2 separate regions of the Homo sapiens genome follow, and region 2 is linked to region 1. Evidence: chromatin contacts called from ENCODE Hi-C or POLR2A ChIA-PET data. All regions are on one chromosome and are shown on one strand. The core of a region is the stretch at or near the end of the contact, and the rest is flanking DNA. Distances in the headings are between cores, read along the strand shown.

Region 1 (2,523 bases), core at 7-2,506:
CCAGGAATTCAAGACCAGTCTGGGCAACATGGTAAAACCCTATCTCTAGAAAAAATACAAAAATTAGCTGGGCAGAGTGGTGTACTCCTGTAGTCCCAGCTACTCGGGGGTGCTGAAGTGGGAGGATCACCTGAGCCCAGGAGGTAGAAGCTACAATGAGCTGTGTTTGCACCACTACACTCCAGCCTGGGTGACAAAGTAAGACCCTGTCTCAAAAAAACAAACAAACAAACAAACAAACAAAAAAAGAAAGTTATCTACTACTTCTGTGCCTCAGTGTAGCCACTTGCAAGGTGGGCACCAGCATCCTCTACTTCCAAAGCAGGGCCACCGTGTTCTATAATTAATATTGATGAAATATTAATAATCTGATGAAAATGAGAGGAATTTTGGTGAGCTCCCCAGCTAAGGCATGTGTAATTGCAGTCTGATGAATGTTCTATTTAAAGACGTACTCCTGGACCAGGCGCAGCGGCTCACACCTGTAATCCCAGCACTTTGGGAGGCTAAGGCAGGCATCCGATTGAGCTCAGGAGTTTGAGACTACCCTAGGCAACACAGCAAAACCCCATTTCTACTAAAAATCCAAAAATTAGCCAGGTGTGGTGGTGCATGCCTGTAATCCTATCCACTCAAGAGGCTGAGGCATGAGAATCACTTGAACTGGGGAGGGAGAGGTTGCAGTGAGCCAAGATTGTGCCATCGTACTCCAGCCTGGGCAACAGAATGAGACTCTGTCTCAAAAATAAATAAAAATAAATAAATAGAAGTGTACTCCTTATATTTCAACCCAATAGTTATTTAGCATTTATAGATCATACTATCATTGCTGAGTACTTTATAAACATTTGGCTAAATTGTCCCTTATAACAGCCATATCTGGCTGGGCGTGGTGGCTCACACCTGTAATCCTAGCACTTTGGGAGGCCTAGGTGGGAGGATTGCTTGAGCCCAGGAGTTTGAGACCAGCCTGGGCAACATCTCTACTAAAAATAAAAATTAAAAAAAATCAGCCAGGCATGGTGCCATATCCCTGTAGTCCCAGCTACTTGGGAGGCTGAGGTGGGAGGATCACTTAAGCCTTCGAGATCGAGACTACAGTGACCCACGATATCACCACTGCACTCCAGCCTGGGCAAGACAGCGAGACTTGGTCTCAAAATGAAACAAAGAAACCAACCCAGCCACAACCTCAATTAAGGTGGGGAGAGAGAAGGCCTGCAGAAAGTTGGAAGCGTTCCTGCCAAGAGCATGGCTGAGAAGTGGACACACGCATAACAATGTCTACTTGGATTGGCTCTCTCCCCACTGTCTCCCCACCGTCTCCCCTGCACCCCACCACTTCTATCCCTGAGCTCCCTTAGCCCTTCAGACAACCCTGGCCAGGCTCTGGGCCATGTGCACATGCAGCAGGGGAGGGGGCGTGCCGAGGACCCACGGGCCATCCTCATGCAGAACGCCACAAGCCCAGCCTGTGGTGCGTGGGATGAGCCACCACACAGCACATCACGGTGCAAATGGGAAATGCGTCTCACCTCTGGGGCGTGGACAGGGTGTGGTTGGTCTCTGGAGCAGGCTTCACCTAGCTCTTGGTCATCTCTTTGCCCCAGTGTCCCTGTCTTTAGTAGGGACAGGAACAGTACCAACTTCATAGGGCTGTCTTAAGGATTACAAAGGCTAAATACCTCTGAAGGGCATTACGCTGAGAACAATGCCAGGCATCTGGTTAACCCCAAGTCAGTGTTAGCCTCTGAGTGGTTTCCTGTGACTCAAGCAAGTAAGATAATTACTCATGCTTCCACACGCCCCTTCCTGAACCCTCTTTCTTCAGCGGTCCTCATTTGTCCTTCTTATGGGAACATAGAGTTTAGAATTCAGAGTCAAATCCCAGGTCTGCTCCTGGCTCCATCTCTCATTCACTATGTGACATTAGGCACGTTGGTCAACCTCTCACTAAAACTCAGGCTTTTTTTTTTTTTTTTTTTGAGACAAAGTTTCACTCTTGTCACCCAGGCTGGAGCGTATAACAGTACGATCCCGGCTTACTGCAATCTCTGCCTCCTAGGTTCAAGCAAAGATTCTCCTGCCTCGGCCTCCTGAGTAGTTGGGATTACAGGCACCCGCCATGAGCCTGGCTAATTTGTGTATTTTTAGTAGAGACGGGGTTTTACCATGTTGGCTAGGCTGCTCTCGAACGCCTGAACTCAGGTGATCCACCCACTTCAGCCTCCCAGAGTGCTGGGATTACAGGCATGAGCCATGGTGCCCGGCCAATTTTTAAAATTTTTAATTTATTATTATTTGAGACAGGGTTTCACTCTGTCACCCAGGCTGGAGTGCAGTGGTGCAACCATGGCTCACTGCAGCCTTGACCTCCTGGGCTCAAGCGATCCTCCCACCTCAGTCTCCCTAGTAGCTGGGATTATAGACATGTGACACCACACCCGGCTAATATTTGTATTTTTGTAGAGACAGGGTTTTCTCATGTTGCCCAGGCTGGTCTCCAACTCCTTGGCTCAAGCA
Region 2 (2,523 bases), core at 7-2,506, 320 kb before region 1:
TAAAATGACAAAAGAACTGACAATGCGGAAAAGTCTTAAAATTAAAGATGCTGATGATAAATGAAGCCAAGTTATTTTAAAACTTTTTATTGAAAAATTACATAAATAGGGAAGTGTGCACATAAGCCTAGCACCACCCAGATCAAGAATGGACCATCACCAAGCCCCCCGCTGGCCCCTGGAAGTCATTACCATCCCCTCTGGGAAACTGCTACTCTTGCTTCCAACAGCACAGACGACTTTTGCTAATTTTGTGCTTTGCATTAATGGGAGCCGGCAGGATATACACTTTCACGTCTGGCTTCTTTTGCTCAGCGTCATATTATGAGATCCAACCATATTGTTGGCTATAGTCATAGGCTGTTCATTATCAGTGCTATACAACATTCATTCCCTATGTGAATGGATCACAATTTATGCATCCATTCTCGTGTCGAGGCATTTGAGTGGTTTCATATATAGCCCTTGATCTACAGAAAAGATCAGAAATTCTCTTATGCAGAAGAGTGATCCACAAATGAAATTCACCATCTCTTTCCTACTTTAAGTTGGTCTGATCAAAGGAATTTTTTTGTTTGTTTTCCTTCCGTGTCAGAACGACAGCTGCTCTGACTGTAAATTAAGTATCAATACTTTTGACCAGGAGTTACAGAAAGGAGGAGGGGGTTACTATATTGACAACTGACTCGAGGGAGTTTTCTTTCTACTTCCAAAGGAAACTAACCTGGCTTTGGACGGTGATTGTTCCTCAAGGAAGGGACTGTCTTGGGTTTCTTTCTGGTTCTGTAACAGTGTCCCACATCCAGGGGTGCTAATCAACGTGTGGTGCTGGTGGACAGAGCAGATGGCACGTGGGAGGGGAAAGAGCACCCAAACAGGATGCAAAAAGAGGCACTTGAAATTACCACTTTAGAAAATAAAGTGATGTTTATGCACAGAATAACACAATTTCTTGTTCACACATCCCACCTATGACATTAATCAGAGCCTTCACCTATGGGCTGAATGTCATGTTTTCCACTCCTAGTAGTTTACAGATTTTTTACTTTGAAGTGGAAGACACAAAAAAAAAAAAAAAAAAAAAAAAAAAAAAAGACATAGCTGCCCTAAAAGGAATGAGGAAGCGAGAGCTCTCCAGTGTCTGGCTGGCTCCGTCCGTGTGACAGCCCATGATGTTCTTTCCGGTCTCTGTAATATTCTGAATTTCCACCTGCCCGCCCCTTCGCTTATAATGCAGAGCATGTGAAGGGAGACCGGCTCGGTCTCTCTCTCTCCCAGTGGACTAGAAGGAGCAGAGAGTTATGCTGTTTCTCCCATTCTTTACAGCTCACCGGATGTAAAAGAACTCTGGCTAGAGACCCTCCAAGGGTAAGTACACTATATATTAACATGCCTAGAAATTACAAGCTGCCTCGCAAGTCACAGGTCACTCAGATCACAGGCAACAGAAAACAGCTATCCCGTGGAATATGCTCTCACTTTATAAAGTCTCAGGACAAAGCTTTGCTTCAACGTGAAGGCTGCACCTTTTTGGTGTAGGAGTTCTGTAAATGTTATCTTTGTTTCATGTTTACTATTTTAGCATCCTAGGGATATGTTTTTTTTTTTTTCCTTTTTGGATTAGATGAGAAAATCCATGCAAAGCACCTACTACGACAGCTGGCATATAGTCAGCACTCCACCAAAAAAGTTAATGTTCATGTTAATTTAAAATGTTAACGTAATTGATATCCAGATTATCTCTTGATGGAACGGAATAAATTGGTAACAACGTTTAGAGTGGTAAAGATAGTTGACTTAAATAATTTAGAAATAATTGTGTTCAGATGCTGCTCTTAACAACATACAACATCTGGTAACAGAACTGATTTTAAATGAAAACTTGTCTATGTAATAGTTTTTTCCAAAGTAAAGGCAAGTGAAAAAATAGCAAAAGAGAAAAATAAATAAATAGTTTCAAACTCTGTGCTTTGGCAAAGTGGCGCTGAAAGTGGCCTACTGTGTGAGTCCCTCCTAACTCCTTTCCATGTGATTCGTTGTAGACAGAGGCACAGCCACACGGGAGTGAAATCCACCCCTGGACAGTCAGCCGCAATACTGATGAAGCTGAGAAGCAGCCACAATGCTGTGAGTGCCCCTCTCACATTCATTCATTCACGTTTCCTACAGGCAAGGGCCAAAAGATATTTACCTAATTTTATTTTTTCTCTTTTAGTCAAAAACACTAAACGCCAATAATATGGAGACACTAATCGAATGTCAATCAGAGGTAAGAAAGCAATTTTTAAGACTTTTTATCTGTACTGTGAGAAGGTGGAAAACTTTGTTTTAATTGAATATTATTTGGGTTGAATAGTAATTATAAGAGTAGTAAACTAACATCACACATGTAGTAAATTAAGCACATTAATTAGGATCTTATATGATGACAATCAAGACCTTAATATTGCTTCTAGAAGCTAGAAAAAACATCAATGCACTCTACTGACTTCATTTTTAATATGAATAAAATGCTGTATGTGT

Evidence for each region. A loop is a pair of places that touch in the nucleus more often than their neighbours do. ChIA-PET counts read pairs that join two places held with the same protein, here RNA polymerase II (POLR2A). Pooled maps may share reads with other maps.
Region 2: a pooled map shows a loop between it and region 1 (8-fold over the local background). The contact joins the promoter of TAGAP here to the enhancer-like site in region 1. A Hi-C loop is called at or near these places in 17 of 37 single-sample maps with no recorded cell type and 11 of 50 pooled maps. POLR2A ChIA-PET finds 5 or more read pairs at or near these places in 4 of 52 experiments (A673, WTC11, activated B cell and 1 more).

What each region holds. Positions count from the first base shown.
Region 1 is chr6:158,719,869-158,722,391 of GRCh38, reverse strand. The region is part of intron 10 of SYTL3 (synaptotagmin like 3); the gene reads right to left. Among named protein-coding and RNA genes, the nearest start is that of MIR3918, 44 kb to the left of the region's middle. RefSeq lists enhancers at 1,279-1,378, 1,449-1,498, 1,131-2,330. Within about 2 kb of position 1,256, at least 3 of the 41 ENCODE cell types and tissues checked have a DNase peak (open chromatin) inside an H3K27ac peak, as active enhancers do.
Region 2 is chr6:159,043,724-159,046,246 of GRCh38, reverse strand. It overlaps TAGAP (T cell activation RhoGTPase activating protein), which reads left to right and starts at 1,256. Exons shown (of 10, transcript NM_054114.5): 1 at 1,256-1,368; 2 at 2,043-2,127; 3 at 2,216-2,269. The coding sequence starts at 2,101.